2 separate regions of the Homo sapiens genome follow, and region 2 is linked to region 1. A link is a loop called in an ENCODE intact Hi-C map of the cell type or tissue named here. Cell type or tissue: endothelial cell of umbilical vein. All regions are shown on one strand. Each heading gives the region's core, and the rest is flanking DNA. Links, peaks and the distances in the headings are about the cores only. Region 1 holds the start of MARK3 (microtubule affinity regulating kinase 3). Region 2 holds the start of TNFAIP2 (TNF alpha induced protein 2).

Evidence for each region. Peaks named below come from ENCODE experiments on the same cell type or tissue, not always from the same donor. Only the 100,000 strongest peaks of a DNase experiment are listed, where the experiment ranks them.
Region 2: a loop joins it to region 1, with 2.3 times the contacts of the local background. A loop is called at or near these places in 2 of 110 quality-filtered maps.

The regions. Positions count from the first base shown.
Region 1 is chr14:103,378,895-103,390,356 of GRCh38, reverse strand. MARK3 (microtubule affinity regulating kinase 3) reads right to left here and starts at 4,942. Exons shown (of 18, transcript NM_001128918.3): 1 at 4,277-4,942. The coding sequence starts at 4,327. RefSeq lists enhancers at 4,006-4,195, 4,136-5,125, 5,126-6,117 and a silencer at 4,476-4,665. In endothelial cell of umbilical vein, for the core only: a CTCF peak has its summit at 4,576; DNase peaks (open chromatin) are centred at 3,386, 4,086 and 5,016; H3K4me3 peaks cover 2,647 bases; H3K27ac peaks cover 1,999 bases.
Region 2 is chr14:103,118,130-103,129,591 of GRCh38, reverse strand. It overlaps TNFAIP2 (TNF alpha induced protein 2), which reads right to left and starts at 6,131. Exons shown (of 12, transcript NM_006291.4): 1 at 5,641-6,131; 2 at 2,900-3,282; 3 at 1,963-2,587. The coding sequence starts at 3,134. It overlaps LINC00677 (long intergenic non-protein coding RNA 677), which reads left to right and starts at 6,683. Exons shown (of 2, transcript NR_138038.1): 1 at 6,683-6,983; 2 at 8,561-8,743. RefSeq lists enhancers at 617-1,382, 6,134-6,667, 6,668-7,200 and silencers at 5,840-5,889, 6,190-6,469. In endothelial cell of umbilical vein, for the core only: a CTCF peak has its summit at 5,571; DNase peaks (open chromatin) are centred at 5,671, 7,201 and 8,031; H3K4me3 peaks cover 1,509 bases; H3K27ac peaks cover 749 bases.

The DNA of each region.
Region 1 (11,462 bases), core at 1,214-9,213:
CATTACTAGCAGCCTTTGTCACCTCTCTGAGTCTCAGCAACCTCACTGGATCAGATTGAGTAGTTCTTTTGAGCTATAACACGATGCAGCAACAGTGAACTTTTTTTTTGAGATGGAGTCTCACTCTGTCGCCCAGGCTGGAGTGCAGTGGCGCCATCTTGGCTCACTGCAAGCTCCGCCTCCCGGGATCACGCCATTCTCCTGCCTCAGCCTCCCGAGTAGCTGGGACTACAGGCACCTGCCACCACGCCCGGCTAATTTTTTATATTTTTGGTAGACACAGGGTTTCACCGTGTTAGCCAGGATGGTCTCGATCTCCTGACCTCGTGATCTGCCCGCCTCGGCCTCCCAGAGTGCTGGGATTACAGGTGTGAGCCACCGCGCCCGGCCTTTTTTTTTTTTTTTTTTTTTTTGAGACGGAGTATCCCTCTGTCGCCCAGGCTGGAGGGCAATGGCTTGATCTCAGCTCACTGCACTCTCCGTCTCCAGGGTTCAAGCGATTCTCCAGCCTCAGCCTCCCAAGTAGCTGGGATTACAGGTGCCCGCCACCGCACCCGGCTAATTTTTGTATTTTTAGTAGAGACAGGGTTTTGCCATCTTGGTCAGGCTGGTCTCGAACTCCTGACCTCAGGTGATCCACCTGCCCCGGCCTCCCAAAGTGCTGGGATTACAGGCGTGAGCCACTGCACCTGGCCAACAGTAAACTTTTATATACCCATTCACTAAGGGTGGACATTAATATTTGGAAATCAAACAAACAAAAACAAATTAGTGTACAAGGATGAAGATAATGTTGCAAGTTGTCTGCTTTTTTTTTTTTTTTTTTTTGGAGACAGAGTCTTACTCTGTCACTCAGGCTGCAGTGCAGTGGCATGATATCGGCTCACTGCAACCTTCACCTCTTGTGTTCAAGTGATTCTCCCACGTCAGCCTCCTGAGTAGCTGGAATTACAGGCATGCACCACCGCACCTGGCTAATTTTTTTTTTTTTTTGAGATGGAGTCTGGCTCTGTCGCCCAGGCTGGAATGTGGTGGCCCAATCTCGGCTCACTGCAAGCTCTGCCTCCCAGGTTCATGCCATTCTCCTGCCTCAGCCTCCCGAGTAGCTAGGACTACAGGTGCCTGCCACCACGCCCGGCTAATTTTTCGTATTTTTAGTAGAGACAGGGTTTCACCATGTTAGCCAGGATGGTCTCGATCTCCTGACCTCGTGATCCGCCAGCCTCAGCCTCTCAAAGTGCTGGGATTACAGGTATGAGCCACCACACCCGGCCTGCCTTTTCTTAGTCTTGATCTAATAAGCGACATTCTTATCACAGTTATATACAATTACTTAAAATTTAAATAAGATTCCTGGGGTAAGCACAATAAAAAGTATTTTTACAGAATACTAAAAGAAAACTGTTCTAGTCACAATAGCCAAAAATGTCCATCACTGGTGAGTGGATTAAAAAAAATTGTGGCACATCCAAACAAGGAAATACTTACTCAGCAATAAAAAGGAATGAACTACTGATACTGATACACATTCAAATAAATCTCAAAAGCACTACTCTAAGTGAAAGAAGACACAAAAGATTATTTACACTGTGACTCCATTTACATAGCATCCTAGAAAAGGCAAAACTACAGGGACAGAAAGCAGATCAGTGGTTACCCAGGGGCTAAGAAAGGGAGAGGGCACTGACTATACAGGGCCATAAGGGACCTTTCTGGCAATGGAAGTGTTCTACATCTTGATTGTGATAGCGGTTACATAACTATACGCTTGTCAAAATTCACCAAACTGTATACTTAAAACAGATGAACATTACATCTCAACAAACCTAACTTTAAGAAAAAAGGTTCTCAACAGAATGAGAGCTCCCATTCATTCTTGTACATTCACCACTCAATTGGCAGGAAGTCTAATACTTAGCAGTGCAGTAATGTAGGTAATTAATATGGACTATACCTGAGTTATAACACTGACACAAGGGCTCCACACTGTGAAAGCTACACAGCTCCTTCCAGAACATGCCAATGCAAGAGTTAAAAATGTAACAGGGCATGGTAAATTAATGCAACGATGTGTGATAAACTTGATTTTTAAAAAAAGTCAAAAATTCATTTTAAATACACTACATGGCTGGGCGTGGTGGCTCACGCCTGTAATCCCAGCACTTTGGGAGGCTGACGCGGGAGGATCACCTGAAGTCGGGAGTTTGAGACCAGCACGACCAACATGGAGAAACCCCGTCTCTACTAAAAATACAAAATTAGCCGGGAGTGGTGGCACATGCCTGTAATCCTGGCTACTCAGGAGGCTGAGGCAGGAGAATCACTTGAACCCGGGAGGCGGAGGTTGCAGTGAGCCGAGATCATGCCACGGCACTCCAGCCTGGGAGACAGAGCCAGACTCCATCTCAAAAAAGAAAGAAAGAAAAAAGACCCATTTGAAATCCTTCATTATCACAAATCTGCTATGACTGTTTTTGGCTTCAGTTTAGAAAGCATGGAGCTCCTACTCTGGTTCAATGTAAGGTTTTGCTTCTCTGAGTGAAGATCAATGATCAAAACTAATCAGTTGGGCACACTGGCTCATGCCTGTAATCTCAGCACTTTGGGGAGCCGAGGCGGGTGGATCACATGAGGCCAGGAGTTCTAGACCAGCCTGGCCAACATGGTGAAACCCTGTCTCTACTAAAAATACAAAAATTAGCCGGGCGTGGTGGTGCACGCCAGTAATCCCAGCTACTCGGGAGGCTGAGGCATGATAATCACTTCAGCCTGGGAGGTGGAGGCTGCAGTGAGCCAAGATCGCACCACTGCACTCCAGCCTGGGAGACAGTCTCGGTCTGTCTCAAAAAATAAATAAGTAAATAAATAAATAAATAAACAAATAAATAAGGTTTCTTTAAAAGGACTATAAGGAAATTAGTTCCCTGACTCACCTAGTCTAAGAGTTTCTATTACTCACTCTTTATATAATTTTCTAATCTATCTCAGGTGGAGAAAGGTACATCACTGTTCTACTTACTCAGGGCCACAGAGCATTAAATATTGTATACTAATATGCTACAGGGATGCTTTAGGCTATGGTTTACGTTTACGGATTAAATTATCAAACAGCTATCCAGCAAACAAGCGGCATTTTTGAAGATCAAAATGAAAGCATTAACTCCACTAGGCCACAACATCTCAGGACATTACTGAAAGCATGAAAACACTCAAAGCAAGGAAGCATTCCCTAAGAGAAGACATTTCGTGCCAGCAATTACCTCATAACACTTTTAATGAAAGGCCAGTGAAGTTTCTTTACAAATTATTTACTAGATGTTTTACAGAATATAGTCAACAACTAGATTGAAACACTTTTGAACCCAGTGTTAGAGGAGAACAGAGTTAGAAAACGAACAGAGTCAAACGTTTCTTCAATGGAATTTCTACTACAAGTTCTCATTCTCTAGCAATGCTGTTCCTGGCATTTTGTAGTTTCACATGAACAAAATCAAAGGTTCCTTTTATAAAACCATAGCCTGTGAGCGCTGAAAGGGACCTAAGAGCTCATCTAAGCCAATCTCTTTTTAGGAAGGAGGACAGCGAAGCCCCCAGCGGGTGTCCCTCAGCTAGGCAGTGAGTGGCAGAGCAGAGCTTCACTATACATCTGCTTTTCAAAATGTTTAACCAACTCCTTCAAAAAAGATTTGTATGGAAAGGAAACTGCCTTAATAAAGGCTGCGCGCTAGTGTTTTGGAATTCCTAAGGGGACCGCAAAGATCCCTCAGTGGACACTTAGTGACTGTGATTAAATTTAGTTCCAGACCATCTTAAAGAACGAGACCGCCCACTTGACCCAATCGATTACTCTTAATCAGCACCGGTAACATATGTTATTAATGTGACAGTCTCTCAAGAACTGCCTGACCAAGTTAAAAGCAGAGTTCGGCTAAAATAAGCACTGACCACTGCAGTGATCTGACACACACGTTTGCACAATCCATTGCGCGGCAACCTGGCCTCTCAAAGCACCGATCCGTAACGCTGCAACTCCTGGGCTTTATTAACCGACTAGACTGCCGGCATAATCGATGTACTTCGCAGACCCGCCCGCGAACAGCGGGACACGGCAGACTTCTGGAGGAAACGGTCCGACCTGGCTGCCTCCTGGGTGACTACGGCCTGCCCTCTATTTCCAGAGCGTTCGGCTGGGGGGAACACCCGACTGCAAGGCACTGCCCGAGGAGCACGAATGCCACCCCGAAGGTCCGCCAACTACAACGCCCAGGTTACTTACGTTTTCAGTGTCTCGTTCATTCACCGTTGGCAATGGGGTCCTAGTGGACATTTTACTGCACTTTAATTCTGCACAATGCGAGGGTCAAAACAAAACAGCACAGCCCTAGGAGGCCGGCGACCAGCGTCCTCGAGTCCACGGCAGTTCCGAAAAGGCGCCGTGGGGAGGGCGGCTCCCTTCCCCCTACGGCCGTCTAGATCCCGGGCCTGGCCCGGGCCGTCCCCCGGCGGGTCCCGGGGCTCATTCTCTCCCTGCCTCGGCGGCCGAGGCGAGGAGACCGGGAGGGCGGCAGTGGCGGAGCCGAGCCTGCGGGCGGCGGGCTGCGCTTCGGCCCGCCGGCGTCCCCTTGCCTCAGGGCGCCCCGCGATCCTGGGCCCCCTCACCTCCTTCTCCACTCCCTCCCGTCGCACCGCGAATTTCAGCTCGCGGGCCTCCACACAGCGCCGCCGGCGGCGCCTGAAAACGAGGAGGCGGAGGAGGATGTGAAGGAAGTGGAGCGCAAGACAGGCCGCCGCGGGCTGTGGGCGCCGACCATGGAGCGGGCTGCGGAGGAGGCGCCTGCGCCCGACTGCTTCTCCCTCTCTAGCGAGCTTGCTGCCTCAGCCTCCGCCCTGCTGGCCGCCGCTGCCGCCGCCGCACCCCGGCACCTCAGAGCCTCACGGAGCCAAGATGGCCGCCCCTCGGCTTCCTCTGCTGCCTCCGGCTGCCGGAAGTGACGACAGGCCGCCACCCGGAGTCCCGCCAATCAGCATGGCCTGAGAAAGCCGGCCCGGCTGTTGTTGCTAGGGGCGACTTGGTCCAGACCTCGCCGCGGGGGCGGTGCAGAGGGCTGGATAGTGCTGGTCGGGTCTCCGCTGACTCCCGCGGGCTGCGGGTTCCTCCTGTCCCGAGCGCGCCGGCAACCGCGAAAGAGCCGAGAAACGGCTCTGGGCGACAGCCAGAGCCCTCCCGCTGAGTTGGCATTTACACACTACAGGCCTGGGTTGGCTGGATTACAGATCGAGAGCCTATTGTGCGCAAAAGTTGCGGTTGCATCCCTGGGACTGCGCTGCACCGAATGGAGCCCCAGCATTAATTAATGACAGGGCCGGGGCTACGGGAAGGCGCCGGGCTCTTGCATCCTTAACTGTGACCCGGGAGTCAGGTTCTCGCCAACAAACCTTCCCGTCTCCGGATCTGAGCAGCTGCGGGCTGGGCGCGGACCCTGAGGGCAGCAGGCGCCTCTTGCCCTCAAGGAGCTGGTGGTCAGACGGGTGACAGACCCGGACCCAGCTAAATGCCATCCGGATGGAAGAGTGCAATAACGAGGGTGGCACAAAGGGGATGGGTTTGGGGGCGAAATGAATCTGTAGAGGACCCCAGGGACCAGCTTCCAAATGCCTGTAGGGGGTTTATAAGCAGGCTTTTCTTACAGTCAGTGCGTTGCTGCTGGAAGACTGGAAGCATCTCTGGGTGCCAGCCTCGGGCCAGGCTCGGTAGATGCCTGCAGGCTGGAACACTGGAAATGCTACCTGACCTGGAAGCCTTCCTTGCCCATTCACCTCTTCACGTGCTCGGTGCCTCTACTCAGCTCCTGGCCAGCGGTGGATGGAATCCATGGGTGCAGGGTCCGAAGAGGGAGAGTAGTGTGAGATGGGGGTGACACGAACTGTTACCGAGAGTCGAGTCTACCTTGTGGGTTCATGACATTTGTTACCTCATTTAGCCTCAGGGTAACCCTATGAGATGGGCAGACACACATGCGATCCGAAGTCTAGACAGGTACAGTGACTTGGCTAAAGTACACAGGTTGGTTAGCGACAGAGCTGGGATTCTAACCTAGCTCCCAAAGCTTGGATAATAGGTAAGCCCTTGTAGTGGGGGGCTATGTCATGCTTGCTTTCCCTTTGGTCCGTTGGCATCCCAACTCTCTTGCTATGTTTGAGACATTTCTTGCTCCACGAAATATATGTTTGTTGTTGTTGTTGTTGTTGTTGTTGTTTTGGGACGGAGTTTCGCTCTGTCGCCCAGGCTGGAGTGCAGTGGCGCGATCTCCACTCACTGCAAGCTCCACCTCCCGGGTTCACGCCATTCTCCTGCCTCAGCCTCCCGAGTAGCTGGGACTGCAGGTGCCCACCACCATGCCTGGCTAATTTTTTTTGTATTTTTAGTAGAGATGCGGTTTCACCGTCTTAGCCAGGATGGTCTCGATCTCCTGACCTTGTGATCTGCCCGTCTCGGCCTCCCAAAGTGCTGGGATTACAGGCGTGAGCCACTGCGCTCGGCCAAATATATGTATCTTTAAACGCCAGATTCACTCCCAGAGAGGCCAGAGGCTCCCAATGTTAAAACACCTGAGGACTAAGGTAACACTCAGGGCTCCCATCTAACCCTCAGAGAGGAGTGGTCAGGGGGCCAAGAGTGGTTCTATTTAAAATGTGAATAGGGGCCGGGCGCGGTGGTTCACGCCTGTAATCCTAACACTTTGGGAGGCCGAGGTGGGCGGATTGCCTGAGCTCAGGAGTTTCAGACCAGCCTGGCCAACATGGTGAAACCCCATCTCTGCTAAAATACAAAAAATTAACCAAGCACGGTGGTGTGTGCCTGTAGTCCCAGCTACTAAGGAGGCTGAGGTGAGAGAATCTCTTGAACCTGGGAGGCAGAGTTGAAGTGAGCGAAGATCAGCCCACTGCACTCCAGCCTGAGCAACAGAGCAAGACTGCGTCTCAAAAAACAAAATAAAGTAAAATAAAATGTGAATAGGGAGACGGCATGCACATCTGTAATCCCAGCTACTTGGGGGCCTGAGGTGGGAGGGTCACTTGAGCCCAGGAGTTGGAGACCAGCCTGGGCAACAGAGTGAGACCTTGTCTCTACAAAAACTTAAAAAAAAAAAAAAGGCAGAAGGATGATGCCCACTGCACTCCTGCCTGGGAGACAGAGCAAGAACATGCCTCAGAAATAAATAAATAAGTAAATAAATAAATAAAGTTATTCTCTTTCTCCTTCTGGCCAAGAGGAGTTAGTGGAATTCCATTAGTTAAATGTGTGCTTCACACACTTCAACTGCAATGTTGGTTATGATAAGACGGGGTGAGCATAAGTGTTGTGGGAGACCCAAGCAGGGACATTTAGCTCAACTCGGGGGTTTGGATCAGGGAAGGCTTCCTGGGGGAGAGGATGTTTATGCTGAGTCTAAAAGCATGAGCAGAGTTAGCTGTGGGAGGATGGGTAGAAAGGACAGTTCAAGCAGAAGGATGGCCTGATGAGCACCGCAATGAGAAGCCACACGGTGGGTCTGGGTAAATATCAGGAGAGTGAGCGGTGAGAAGTGAGACTGCAGAAGGCCGGAGCCAGGCAGGGTTTGGACAGAGCATGGCACCTGGTTCTGCATCCCATCCTGATGACAGTTGGGAAAACACCCCAGAAAGGGTTTCAGCCTCAGGCAGAAGCTGCGAGAAAGTGTATGGGAAGTTCAGAACAGTCCCCATTGGCCAGAGAAGTAGCTGGGGGAGGAGGTTGCCACCCAGATGCTTTTCTCACCCAAGCCACATATGAAATAATGAGTCAGCGAATGCCAAAAGTTAGGAAATGAAGATAATAGTACTTAACTCAAGATGCTTCTGGGTTTTGTAAAAGCTAGAATTAAACGCCTTGAACTTTTCCTTGCACTTATGTTAAATGACATCATGACACTATAAAGAGTGGGAGATGGGTGTGTGTGTTTCTTTTTTCTTCTTTCTTTCTCTCTTTCTTTCTTTCTCTTTGTCTCTTTCTTGCCCTGCCTGCCTGCCTTTTTCTCTCTTTCCTCCCTCCCTCCCTCCCTTCCTCTCTCTTTTTCCCCTTCCTTCCTCCCTCCCTCCCTCCCTCCCTTCCATCCATCCTTCCTTCCTTCCTTCCTTCCTTCCTTCCTTCCTTCTTCCTTCCTTCCTTTGTTGTTGCTTGAGCCAGACAGGGTCTTGCTCTCTTGTCCAGGCTGGGGCACTGTGGTGTGATCATAGCTCACTGCAGCCTTGAACTCCGGGGCTCAAGTGATTCTTTGCCTCAGCCTCCTGAATAGCTAGGACTACAGGTATGCACCACCATACCTAGGTAATTTATTTTTAGAGACCAAGTCTTGCCCAGACTGAACTTCCGGCCTCAAGCAACCCTCCCATCTCTGCCTCCCAAGGTGCTGGGATTACAGGTGTGATCCACTGCGCCTAGCCACCTGGGTGTGTGAATTACAAGCAAAAAAGAAAAGGAGAGGAAGAGAAGAAACAGTAAAGTATTGTTCTGTCCAAAGGACTCTCTGTGGCCCAGAATTATGTGCATCTATGGTCTGGAAGGAATAGAGAGGAGGGTTTGGAAGTTGTCCTTGGAATGCCTTCTTCAATCCCTTTTCATATTTCTTGTTTCCTGTCTTCATATTAAAATAGTTTCTACCTTGGGGCCCCAAGCTGAAAAGATATAACTAAATTTACTAAGATGTATATGTGCATAAGCAATACTTACTTTCATGGCAAGAAGGAAGGCACCATGAGACATCAGAAGCTAGAGATAATCTAGCCCTACTATGTCCCTGTGGGACAGACGAGAAACTGAGTCTCAAAGCCATTAGGATAGCTGCTACCAAAAAAGCAGAAAATAACAAATTTTGGCAAGAACGTGGAGAAATTGGAAACTGTGCACTGTTGGTGGGGATGTAAAATGGTGCAGCTTCTATGGAAAGCAGTATTATGCTTCTTGAAAAAAATTAGAAATAGAATTACCATAGGATCTAATAATCCCACATCCAGATAGATACCCAAAAGAATTGAAAACACAGTCTCAAGGAAATATCTGCACAGTCATGTTCATGGCAGCATTATTCACAATAGCTAAAATGTGAAAGCAAACCAAGTGTCCATCCATAGATGAATGGCTAAACAAAATGTGGTATGTCCATACAATGGAATATTATTCAACCTTAAAAAGAGGGGAAATTCTGACATTAGCTACAACACAGATGAAACTTGAGGACATTATGATGAGTGAAATAAGTCAAACACAAAAGGACAAATTCTGTATGATCCCTCTTCTATGAGTTACCTGGAGCAGTCAAATGTATTGAGACAGAAAGCAGAATGGTGGTGCCAGTGGGGAGGAGGAAATAGAGAGTTCTTGCTTAATAGGGAGAGTTTCCGTTTGGAAAGAAAAGAGACATGAGGACAGATTGCACAACAGTATGAATGTACTCAATGCCACTAAACTGTACACTTAAAAATGGTTAAGATGGTTAAGATGGTTTTATGTTATATGTTGTTACCACAATTTTATTTATTCATTTTTGAGATAGGGCCTCACTTTGTCACCCAGGCTGGAGTGCCGTGGCACAATCACAGCTCACTGCAGCCTCAAACTTCGGGGCTCAAGTGATCCTCCTGCCTTAGTTTCCAAAGTAGCTGGGTCCACAGGCATGTACCACCATGCCTAGCTAATTTTTTGTATTTTTTTTTTTTTTTTGTACAGATGAGGGTTTGCCATTTTGCCCAGGCTGGTCTCGAACTCCTGGCCTCATGCAATGCTCCCACCTTAGCCTCCCAAAGTGCTGGGATTACAGGCAGGAGCCACTATACTCAGCCTGCAATTTTAAAAACAAATAAAGAAATGAAGTCAAAGCTTCAGAAGCTTTGTCTGAAGCTGCACAACTAGTTAGCAACAGAGCCAGAATGGGGGTCCAAATCTCCCAAGCTCCAGCAGACGCCCCCCATATACACTATCACCAGAAAGTATCTGGGTCCCCGATGGCAGCTTCAAGCACCTGCACTAGCAGTGAGATTGCCATCCTCCTGATTTCTTCTGCAAAAAAATAAGCACCTGCTTGTTGCACCCACTACAGTTGGGTTGTGTGTTACTGCCTAGCTTGATCCTAACCAGTACCATCATGCTAAGTGTCACATCTGCTGATCCACAGGCCTGTGCTCTCTGCACCACATCTAGTTTGGACGAACATGGAAAGGCTGCTGCAGGCTTGTCACCCCATCACAGCCCTCACAAACACAACTCCTCTACCAGAGAGTGGGAACTACTGGGACCCGGGAGCCATTCCTCAGTGTGTGTGTGTGTGTGTGTGTGTGTGTGTGTGTGTGTGTGTGTGCGTGTTTGTACGCAGATATGTTGCAGACCAAGAGCTGAACACTGAGAATATGTAAAGCCACAGAGATGGAGAAAAGCAGAGTGTGATAATTATGAGACATTGCAGTCATCATGCTTGGTGAGGGGAAAGAGGAGGGGCCGGGCAGTAGGTGTTCCTGGGACATTCCAGGTAGGCCCCAGATGCTTTGAGTCTTTGGGAAATATGAGGTCCATTTGGACTCCATGCCAGGCTGCTCCCCCCACACCGGGGATGAGGGCAGACAAGCTGCTATTCTTTTAATTTACCCTCCAGTCCCCTTCTTCACTCCAGCGGGGTCCTGTTGCCCTCTGTGAGCCCTGCTTCAAGGCCCAGAAGGCACCCCAGGAATTCTCACTTCCAAGATTGTGTTCCTGCCATTCACTCACCTGGAAAGGCTCCCCTGCCTGCCCAAAGCCTCCCTGCTGTTATGCAGCCATCCTCTCATCCTGTCCTCATCCAGGGTCCTTGTCCTTGTCCTGGCTTCTTCCCTGAAGACTCTGCAGACCAGCCCCCAGGGTGGCCCGCCCCTCCTTGGCTTTTCCTGCCTGAGGTCACAGTACATTTATTGAGCTCCAGCTGTGTACCTGGCACAAGACACCTATGCTAGGACCCCCTAACTCTCCAACAGCCTGTGAGACGTCAATGGGCACGTGAGAGGCGACTGACTGAGACTCAGGAGGGGCTGTAACTCTTCCAACGTCAGGAGCAAGCAAAGGGAGAGCCAGGACTGGGCTCCAAGGCCGAAACTCTGCAATTGATCCTTTCATTCCTGGTCAGTGGAGAGCCCTCGAACCTCCTGTGCTTAGGTCAGTGTGGGTGGGGCCCAGCTGAAAACTCAGTAGAGCTGCATCAGTGATTCTCCACCTTCTGGCTTCCAGTACCCCAGCCTTTCCAGATAGCTCTGGATGGAACGCCTCTCGGGAAGAACATGGGCGCCCCCGCCTTCCTAAACACACTATTCTGAAAAATCGTGTCAGCTTTTCCCACAGCTCAAAGGTGTCCTTTTACCACGTCCCATGCTTCACCGCAGTGTAGAGATGGCCCTGGGGGATGCAGGAGAGAAAGAGCCAT
Region 2 (11,462 bases), core at 2,356-10,355, 260 kb after region 1:
GATGGGTCCTCCATCTACTTAGTTTGGTTTGGAACAGAAACTCTGAAGTCATCATGCCTCCTCTGACTCTCTCACCACCCCCCCCCCATTAGGTCCTGCTCCAAAATAGCCCCCAAAATCAGCAGCCTCATGCCACTCTGGCGCCCTGGCCGGCTCCCATCAGCTCCCCGCTGGCTCACTGCAAAAGCCTCCTCCCGGCCTCTCTGCTCCTTCCCTCACCTCCAACAATTCCTTCTTCACCCAGCAGCCAGAGCCACCTTTAAGATCTGATCTTCTTCCTGCTCCAAGACTACCTGTCACCCAGATAAAACCCTGCTCCTACTCACAGCAGCCCTGGAATCCAGCCAGCTCCCAGCCCACTGCGCTCCAGCCCTGCAGGTCTTGGGCATCTCACCAGCCCCGGCCACCTCCCAATCCCAGGGGTAGGCCAGAATGGGCAGGAAGGGCTGCCCCAAACTGCTCCACAGACGCATCTTGGCTCACTGTCCTGGCGCCTCTGCAGCGCCCCAGAGCTCCCAGGGGACTGCCCAGCCCTGGCACTTCCTAAGGGCCCTTTGTCTGCCTAGAGGTTTACAAATGACCTTCTCTCTGCCCCTCACCCAATCCAGATGCAGCTGTGTCCCTCCGTTCCCCACATTTCTGGCACACAGGCTTCAACGATGCCCCCCTGGGCACCCTCTCACCAGGGCTCCATGCCCAGCTTGGCTTTAGTTGCCTGTTGCTAACCCCAGGCCAGCAGACCCCGAGGTCACTGGGACAGAAAGACTGGCAGGCAGGGGTGCAGGTGCCCGGCATTTCCTGGTGAGTCAGGACGAGCAAGCGGGAACTGGCTCTGGGCTGGGTTATCTCTCCCGTGGCCCCTGCCCTGTGCCAGTTCCCCTATGCCCTGCTGACTCCTCTCCCACCCTCTCCACTGGACCCTTTCTCTATCCTTCTGCCAGAGGCTGACCCTTCAACACGAACTGAGCCCACAGGCCACCCAAGGCCCCCGAGACGGCAGACACTGCCCACACTGTCTATACCTCCAGGCTTCCTTCCTAAAGTTTCACACTAGGATCTGGGGCCAGCAGTGGCCAAGCCCCACAATAACAGCCCCTGGACTCCCCCGCCCTGGGCCTTTCCACACTGCAGTAAGCCTCTCTCCATGCAGACCGTGCGAATGACGGGCACGCCCAGGGATCTATGGAGTCAAGGGACGCCTGAGGCTGTACTCAGCAGGGGTACCAGCTGCACAGCCAGCCTCCCACCTGAGGGGCTCCAGCTCTGCGGCGGGCTCACAGGGTAACCCTACACAATGGGGGTCTAACAAGACACGTGGCCCTAGCCCATCACTTGGAACTCTCCTGCCTGGGGGTGCCCGCATAGCTCTGCTCAGCTCCAGAGTGCCCTGGAAGAGGACATGCTCAGGAGCACCGACCTTCCTCTCACCTTCTCCCCTACCTGCCCTATCACCCCTCCTCCTGCCTCCTGGCCTGATTCCCTGGCTCAGAGAAGGACCGCTGGCTTTCACCTCCTCCAGGCTGGCTTCCCTGACTTCTCCAGGCCTGCTTTGGGCCCATGCTCTGCACGGGGCCTGGCCTCTGCTGCCACAGCCCTTCCAGCTCTGGATGGTTATTGATTGCTTTGCCCCCTCCTCAGACTGGGCGCTCGTGAATGAAATCCCTACCATTTTCTGTGCCTCAGTTTCCCCAACAGCAGAATGTGACTGAGGCCCAGGAAATTAAGGATTCCAAGAGCAACGCAGACCCAGCCCCAGCCTTATCCCTGTGTCCAGGCCCAGTCTCTGCCTGTCCAGGCTCTGCCCCAGGGAGTCCAAGTCCCACCCCTGCATTCTCGGACCCAAAACTCTGCAAACACCGACCTCACTAAAAGCTGCCGGCGGCACACCTCGACACCCCTCGACACCCCTCCTACAGAGGACACCCTCCCTGCCGGCCCGGGCCCAGCCCCTGGTCTGCTCACTTGGGGTAGAGGTTCTGCACCCAGAGCAGCAGCATGTAGGTGTCGCGCTCGCACAGCTCGAACTGCGCCACGGCGGCCAGGTGGGCCGCGAAGTGCTGGTGGTAGCTCTCGGCGTAGGCCGCCACGACGCCGAACTCGGCGGGGAACAGCGGCTTCAGCCGCTCCACCACGGCCTCCAGGTCCTCCTTCATGGTGCGGCCCAAGTGCAGAAAGACGCTCTCGGGGACCTCGGCGCCCGCGGCCGGCCGCTGGCCCATGCGCTCCTCGGCCGCCTCCGCCACGCCGCGCCGCCACAGCTGCAGCCAGCGCCGCGGGCGCGTGGCCGCCAGCCCCGAGGTCCCCGGCCCCGCCGCCGCCGCCTGGCGGTCCTCGCGCTCCTGCTCCGCCACCACGGCCAGCGCCTGGCGCAGCCGCTCGGGCGGCGCCTCCAGCGGCCGCCGCAGCACGCCCAGCACCTGGTCGCGCAGCAGCTCGTACAGCGCCTCCACCTTGCTCTGGCGCCGCACCAGCTCCTCCTCGCTCACACCGCCCGCCGCCGCCGCCGCCGCCAGCTCCCGCTCCAGCGCCAGCAGCGGCCGCGCCGCCTCCAGCTGCCCGCGCTCCAGCGCCGCCTTCAGCTCCTCCACTGCGCCGGGAAAGCCGCGTCAGCCCCGGCCCCAGCCCACCGCCCACCGGGCGGGGCGGCCAGCGCCAAGCGGGACCGTCCTCCCCTAGACGCGCACAGGGCCGGCGGCCAACACCCTAAAGGGTGATGTCGGTGTCCCTGACTAGGCTGAAGGCCTCCCAGCCCCCCAGATTGCGGCACAGGTGAAAGCAGGGAGACAGACGCGCCTTCCAGCCCCACTTGCCGGCCCACTGTGCAAGTGGCTCACTCACGCGGATGAGCGCCAACCCCGTCCAGGCCCCAGACTAGCTCTAACCCAGGGTCCTAGAGCACCTGTGGGGGGCGGGCCATCCAGCCCCTGCCTGGACCCGGCTGCGTCCTCGGGCTCCGCTGAGCTGGGCTGACCCTTCTTCTTCTTCCCTTTGGTGAAGACGCAGAACACATTGGCCAGGCCTTTGGACTTCTTCTTCTTCTCCTTCTTCTTCTTCGCCGCCTCTTCCTCCTCCCTATATGGGGCTGCCCCAGCCTCCAGGGGTGGCACCAGGTCCTCAGAGGAGGCCTCCGACATGGAGGCCTCTGACTCTGCCTCTGATGTGGACTGCAACTTTTGGGGGCCTCTAGGCAAGTCGAGGGTGCCTGGCACAGGCTGATGGCTCTAGAGGCCTTGGAAGAAGGTCATCATCTTCAGCATCACCCTGGTTCAGGCCTGCAGGCTCCTGCGGGGTGGGGGTGAAGGCATCAGTGGTCACCATGGACCGGCCCTGGCTCCCAGGCTGGACACACAGCTATGCTGGCTGCATTGAGTACACTCAGTCTGTTTCACCCATTCAGCCACCGGGGCTCTGCTCATCTCCTGGCCCAGATGAGCACCAACAACTGTGCTTCCTCCCTGGCCACGAGCATCTCACCATCTACAGCTCCCCTTCCAATACTTCACAGCCCCAGAAGCAAGGAAGAGGCTGGGGACGCCAAGCCCGCCACACAGAGGGGGACTTTCACTTTACTTGGGCAAATCCTTCCCTGCCAGCCCACCCTCTGGGCAGGAAGCAGGCAATGGACACCTCCCTGGATCCCACGGGACCCTAGGGAAGAGGCGGGGCATGGGCTCTGTCCCTTTGGACAGAGCAGGAACAGAGGTCCAGAAAGGTCTGGGACATGCCGGGGTCTAGAACACCAGAACCGGCCTGAGACTGGAACCCAGCCTCCTCCTGCCCAGACCCAGCCCCTCTGCCATCTTGTCCAGTTCTGATCCAGCGGTGGGGTCACAGAAACACAGCTGCTCCAGCTGGGCCATGAAAGGGGCAGAGCCTGACCAGGATCTACAGAAGCCACAGTGGGTGGGACCTCAGACAGCCTTTCACACATCACTGGGGCAAGGGGCTCAGCAAGTCACAGGGCGGCCTGAAGTCACACAGCAACTCGGGTCCAGAACCCAGGCTTCCTGGCTCCCACCCCCTCCCAAATGGGATCGTAGCATCATCACAAAGGCTTCCAGTTTCTGCAGCCTTCCTGGGTGCCCATCCCATCTCTTCCTTTCTCTCATCTGGAAGGGTGTTATTTCGGCTTAAACTGTCCCTATAGTCAATAGCTTGGGCTTGGAACTCAGGCCACCCGGTCCCAGAGCCCAGCTTTCCCCTGCCTCCACATCCCCAGCTATCCTGCAAGCTACATCCAGAGAGGCAAGACCCGAGCTTCCCCAGAGTCCCTGCCCAGCACCTGACCATTGTCAGAGCAAGGCCAGGTCCACTGGAGAAGAGCATGGCTGATCTGAAAGGGGGAAGCAGGCAGGGGCTGGGCCTCCCCAAGAACTGGGGTGACCTGTAACCTTGATGCCACCTGTCTGCCCCACCCCAAGACTAAATGCATGCAGCCTTGTCTCATGTATCATGGTAACTTCAAGTGACCCCTGAAACAGCCCTGCAAGGCAGGCAGGATGATCCACCATCCAGAAGGAGAAACTGAGGCTGAGTAGGAGGTGTTTGCCCCAAGCACAGCAGCCATGGAGGCTCAGACTGGGCCCATCCGACTCTTCCCATGGCCCCGCTGCCTCCACCAGCCCCACTACCCTGTCCCCATCCTGGAGGGGCTTGGCCAGAGCCACCTGAGGGACAGGAAGCCTGGGCTCCTCCCACCCCCAGCCCCTGCCATGCTCACCCAGTGCCCTGGGCAGAGTCCCACACTCCTGGATGGCACTGGCCTCCCTAGTGCCATTTGGGTTGAGCATTCCACTCCAGGACCAAGAGGGGCATGCTCCAGGGAGCCCCAGGGGCAAGGCCATGGGGCACCTCTGCTCCCCACCCGGTGCCCCAACTTCGCTTCCCAGCCCCTCTCAGGTGCATGCCTAGCACCCGCGGGAGCTGGTCTGTCTGGCAGGGCCACTCAGCCCCACCCTGGGTGCCCAGGCCCCACCTCTGCCATTCTCCTGGGGTGGGGGAGGGTGGCCCTTACCAGCAATGCTCCCTGCCAGCCTCACCTCAGCCTTCCCTGTCCCACCCCACATGTACTAGGCTCTGTCCCACCTCCAGGCACAGCTCCCGCAGGACCCCCACAGCATCACCGCCTTCTCCCCTCTGTGACACGAAACCCAGAGCGCCTGAAGGTCCTGCTGCAGCCCCCTGGGCCTCGCCCCAGGTCTCCGCTCTCCGAGGCAGCTGGTGCCATGGAAAGAGAAACGCTTTCGGTGTGGGCTCAGCACACTTCTCACTAGTGTGTGGACTGCACACCTCCTTCCTTCACAAGCCGCCGTTTCCCCGTCTTTGAAAAGGGGATGAGGACCCCCACCCCACAGTGCTGCTGAGGGGATGTGGCCAAACCGCACAGCCAAGTGCTGGGCGCCTAGCTGGGCCTCAGTGGGGGTGAGTCTCCTGTGTCCTGAGTCTGTCCTGCAGGCAGCAGCGAGCCGGTGCAGCCAGAAAGGAAGAAGGGGAGGAGGGGCGTTCCTTTGAGCCTTGCCGCTGGTTGGGCCCACTGAGGCAGGAAGGGGCCTGCTGGGAGGCTCGTAGAGGGGTCACAGCCAGTGGCTCAACAGCGCCCCCCAGCCTCCTGCTGCCCGGCCTCTCCTCAGGTCCACTGACCTGGCTCGCCTTCCCCGTCAGGGCTGATGTCCACACACCTCCCGGGAGCTCGCTGGGCCCGGCTCCTTCAGTCCTGGGCAGGATGTGGAAGGCGCACCCATCCCCCGATGAGGACACCCGGGCACGGGCGAGGAAGTGACTCGGCCTGTGTCGCCCGGCCGGGGAGTCACGCCGGACCTGGGGCCTTTCTGCTGTAATGGAGGGGAGACCCCTGCGCCTGCCCCAGCCCCGCCCTCCCTGCCTCTGGCAGGCCCGGGCCCTCAGCCAGCCTTGGCCCCTCTGCGCCCGGACGCGCGGACGCTGGGCGCGCCAGGGCCTCAGTTTCCCTGGAAGCGTCCAGCCCCCTCCTGTCCCCGCCGCGGCGACAGGCTCTTTCCTCGGGGAATCCGGCCTGGCCTCGGGGTAGGGGCGGGCGAGAAGCCGCGCGGAGCGGCGGGGAATGGACGTGTGGAAGCGGAGGTCACTTACCGTGTCCCGGCCTGGCCGCCACTGTCCTGGCCCGGGTTCCGCAAGGCCTGAAATAGTCGCAGAGTCAGCCCCGCCCCGCCCGCCCCTCCTTCCCCGCCCCGCCGCAACCGCGGAAAACCCGCGGGCGGAGGCCAAGGCCCAGCGCGGCCCGGCTGTGTCCCTGCGTCCCAGGGGCTGGGCGCGCCCGGCCTGCCCAGCGGGGGATGCGGGGCGCTGTCACTTCCTCCCAGCAGCCGGGCAGGGGCGGGGGGCTGGCCGCGCGTCGCATGGTATGTGGAGTTCGGGGGACGGCACGGGGACGACGGGGTTGTCAGGCGCGGAGCCATTGTCCGACGACGGCTCCTGATAGGCCGCCTGGATGGGGCGCGCTTGGCCGCGTTCCCGCGTCACACACCGGCTCCAGCTGCGGGAGAGCCCGTCCCACCCCAACTCCCCAGCCGCCCCTCTGAAGTGTTCCGGTGTCACCGTGGCCACAAGGAGGCAGGGGACGGGGGCTTCCTGAAGGAGGCCCCCTAAGGGGAAGGGGGCTACAAGGCTGGCCAGAGTGCTGGCCGCGCGGCTGTGCACAGGGCCTTGAGCCCCTCCGGTCGTCAAGCCTTGCTTGAAATGCGTAAATGCGGAAAGGTGAAGTGGCTGACCCGGCTCACACCACTTTAAGTAGCGGAGTGGGGTTCCTAGCCAGGCCTATGGGACTCCCACTGGAGCCTTTCCCCCTCTGGGGCTGGGGCTGGACCCACAGGCTGCCGGAGCAGGCAGAAGGGGAGGGGCCCAAGGCCCAGACTCCAGGGCCTCGTCTGGATCATCAACCCGGCTTTGCCCATTCAGCGCAGGCCTCCGTTTCCAGGCCTGTCTCCCCATCCACACCGTCTCTCAGGGTTTGTTTTGGGAGATGTGGGGGTGGGGCATGTGGGGAGGATGGAAAGGGGCTGTGAAGGGAACCCACTGGAGATTCACTTCCTTCCTTATTTCACACTCTAGGCTAGGAATTCCTGCCCTCTGGAAAGGACCCAGACATTTAGGAATTTCCCGCTGGGCAGGGGCTTCCCTCCTGCCTCACTGGGGCCTCTGCTCCTCCCCTCTTTTGTTTGGCCTCTTTCCCCGCCCCCTGATCACTCCGCCACCCCTTCTGCAGCCTAGTAACAGGTCTTCCAGGACCAGGGGGGCCAGCGGAGTGGGGGCGGCTGTGGGTTCAGGTGCCCTGGGAACTGAGAACTTCCTCTTCCAGAGTGCTGGCCAAGCGCCAGGTTTGCACTCGGATTGCCATCCATCATCCTGTCTCTGGGGAACCTGTGGGGGAGCGGATGCGGGAGGCCGCCAGGATGCAGGATGGGGCGTTAAGGCTGCCAACCCCACCCCTTCTCTCCTAGGACTCCAGGGATGACATTTTTCAGATGAGTCCACAGAGCCGCGGTGTCCCGGGGCTGGGAGGGTCCTTCCACCGGCACCGCGCAGATGGAGTTCATCCACACAGGGGCGATGAGGATACGGGCTGAGGGGCCCTGGCCGGTGGCTGCCTTCACGGCTGGCTGCTGTGGCCTCATTGTGCAATCCCCACAAGCCTCTCCTGCCAGACTCTGTTCCCCCACCCCACCCCCTCACCCCCCCTCCCATTCCCAAGCAGATCGGGAAATTGCTCGGGAAGTCTGCATCTGCCAGGAGGGCGTTGTCAGGCCTTAGGCCCCACTGTCCCCTCGAAGGCAGCCCCTGGTCTCCACGGGCTTTGCAGGGCTGAGGCGGGGCTGCCACCCTTGTCCCCCACTGACGGCAGTGGCCCGCCCAGAGCACCGGCTGGGGATTGGGAAACGAGGCTGCTGCCTTGGACTTGTGTCTGCACCAGTCACTTCCCCTCTCTAAGCTCAGGCATGAGGGTCAATGGTAACATACGTGAAGTCCTCAAGACAAGGAAAGTCTTCTGAAAATGGGGCAGCATGGAGGCCCAAGGGATGACAGCCAATGGGGCCCATAGGGCAGGAGCAGTCCTTACCCTCTTCTCGCAGATGCAGAAAGCAGTTCCCAAGAGGCCAGGCACTTCCAGAGGAGCCAAAGGCCAGCCTACGGCTCCTCCCCAGCAGGAAGCCAGCATCACATGCTGGGTGGCGATGTTTGTGACCAGTGGCCAGCGGCTGTCCCATTCCCCAGCTCCCCAGGGCACAGGCCAGGGGCAGTGAGCAGGGGGCTCTGCCTGGTGGGGAGGGCAGCAGACAGGAGCAGACTGGCAATGACCTCTCCATTTAGCCTAGAAGGCGAGTGTGCCAGCACCTGGCCAGGAGCCACGGTCAGCTCCTCGCACGCAACCCAGGGCCTCAGAGGCTACGACACATGGGATGTTCCCTCCCTTCTGTCTGCCAGAGCAATGACAGCTGACTGTTTAAAAATTATTATGGTACAATATACATAATGCAATTTATAATCTTTTAAGTGCACAGTTCAGTGGCATTAAGTATATTCACAGGGTCGTGCAACCAACAGCACCCTCCACCTGCAGAAATCGTCACCTGGCAAAACGGAAACTCTACCCACTATGCACTAACTCCTCTTTCCCTCTCCTCCGGGCCCTGGCAACCGCCATTCTACCTTTCGTCTCTGTGGTCTTGACTATTCTATGTACTGCAAATAAATAGAGTCACACAGCGTTTATCCTTTTGTGTCTGCATCTGCCAGGAGGGCGTTGTCAGGTTTATTTCACTCAGCATAATGCCTTCAAGATTCATTCATGTGGTAGCAGGTATCAGAATTCCCTTCCTTTTTGAGGCTGAATCATATTCCATTGTATGGATGGGCTACACTGTGCATTCATTCATCTCTCTGTGCACACTGGGATTGCTGCTACCTCTTGGCTGCTGTGTACAGTGCTGCTATAAAACATGGGTGTGTATACCAGGTGTGGTGGCTCATGCCTGTAATCCCAGCACTTTGGGAGGCCCAGGCGGGTGGATCGCTTGAGCTCTGGAACTCAAGATCAACCTGGGCAACATAGTGAGACCCTGTCTCCACCAAAAATACAAACAATTAGCCAGGTGTGATGGGGTGCACCTGTAGCCCCAGCTACTTGGGAGGCTGAGGTGGGAGAACCACCTGAGCCTGGCAGGTTAAGGCTGCAGTGAGCCATGATTGCACCACTGCACTCCAGCCTGGGCAACAGAGTAAGACCCTGTCTCACAACAAAAACAAACAAACAAAAGAACACGGGTATGCAAATATCTGTTCACGTTCCTGCTTTCAATTCTTTTGGGTAGACTGCTGATGTTTGTTGATCTCCACCGGTGCCAGGCGTTGTTCTAAGTGTTTTGTATACATTAGCCGATTTCATCGGACAGCCTAATGAAGTGGGCACTAACTCTCTTCTTTTCACAGATGAGGAAACTGAGGCACAGAGCGGTCCAGTCATGTGCCAGCCAGTGGTGAAGCTAGGAGCCCCTTCACTAAGCACAGTGTTATCTTGCTTCTCCTCCAACGTTGCTCAGCGTCTGAAATTCAGCTTGATGTATTTAAGTCAGACACAAGAAAGGACTTCTAGACCAAGGAGTTTAGATGCAGAAATGGGAGGTACTATCCTTCACTCCTTTTTCACCTTGAAAAAAATTTTTCCCAATCTTTTTCATTACCTCATTTAGTCCATTAATTAAACCTCCACCTGCGCCCTGTAGGGCAGCAGAAAAGGCCGATTCAGCACGGACCAGAGAATAACACAGGGAGGCACATTACTGGCCCTCTCTCTGCATTCTTGAAGGCACCTAGAGGAAAGCTCTCTAGAAGAGGGGCAGTTGGGGCTGGGCATGGTGGCTCACCCCTGTAATCCCAGCATTTTGGGAGGCCAAGGCGGGCGGATCACCTGAGGTCGGGAGTTCGAGGCCAGCCTGACCAACATGGAGAAATCCCGTCTCTACTAAAAATACAAAATACAAAATACTAAAAATACAAAATTAGCCAGGTGTGGTGGTGCATGCCTGTAATCTCAGCTACTCGGGAGCCTGAGGCAGGAGAATCACTTGAACCTGGGAGGCAGAGGTTGCGGTAAGCTGAGATCACGCCATTGCACTCCAGCCTGGGCAACAAGAGTGAAACTCCATCTCAAAAAAAAAAAAAAAAAAAAAAAAGGAAGAAGAGGGCAGTCGAAGGCAGAAGGGAGAGCAACCTGGAGCAGGGCCCAGGGTGGTGGGTGATCACGAGGGGCAGAGGGCCTATAGGTGGCTGGGCCTGGCCAGAGGCGTGGCTGCAGCTGCTAGCCTTGGTCACAAGAGTGGTGCTGACCTCAGGGTGGGTCACCTAGCCCCTCCCCCAGCAGCCCGGGCCCACTTCCCTCTGCATGATGACTTGCACTTCCCACTGCCCTAACCCTGGTTCCCAGGACCCCAACACTCACCCTGCTTCTCCCTTTCACTTCTCAGGCTGTCACCAGCCCTGAGACTCTTCCTGGGGATGCCCTACTGTCTGCATGGGGTGGGGCCATTGTGTTCCCTGTTGACAGATGAGGAAACTGAGTCTCAGAGAAGCAGGCACAGAGGTTGAGGCCTTAAGCCTGAGGTCCCTGCTGCCACCCAGCCTTCCCCAAGAGGAGCAGTGACTTGCTCAGCATCACCTACAGCTCCATGAGACCCTGGCTGAAGTCTGCTGACCTCCTCCGGGACTGTGGGATGGCCAGGACAGCTGACCAGGAGCCACTTTCACGGCACATCCCCTCCTGCAAAGGAGGGAGCATGAGGACCCTCAGCAGCCCAGACATGTACCATCAGGCGGTGCCCCACCCCAGCCCCACGGGACACTGTCGATTTGTTGATAGCCCCCCTGCCCCTTTCCTCCTAGGAGGAAGCCAGGCCAAGGATTCCTTTTCGTATTTGGCAGATGGAGAAACCGAGGCCTGATGAGGTATGGCTTCTGCAGCTATTCCATGAGCCTGACCCACTGTCCTTGCTGGAGAAGGGCCATGGGAGAGAAAGCAGGGCCTATGGGGCAGCAGGACCCCAACCCCAGTGGCCTTCCAAATAGTGTGGTGTAGGAGGGCTTCCTGGAGGAGTGGGTCCTGGTGGAACTCATGGGCATAGGAAGTTCTCTATGCCAGCTGCAAGCGGCCACTCTCCTCCCCAAGTTCAGCTCTCCTAAAACTCTAGTCTTTCACCACAGCTCTCTGGTACTGATGCAAAATGCCTAAGTGCAGCTCCGGTCCCTTCTGCCTGGGGTTCCTGTAGAACATGGGCCCTTCTCGGAGCCGGCATAATTTCCAGGAAAACAGCTGCAGAGCTACGGCCTATGCAGGGTTCTGCCAATGACAGAGGCCAGTCACGTGGCAGGACCTCTCTTGGGAAGCCCAGTGCTGCTTCATGGGGCTGTTTGGAGAAGGAAGTCGGGGAGGAGAG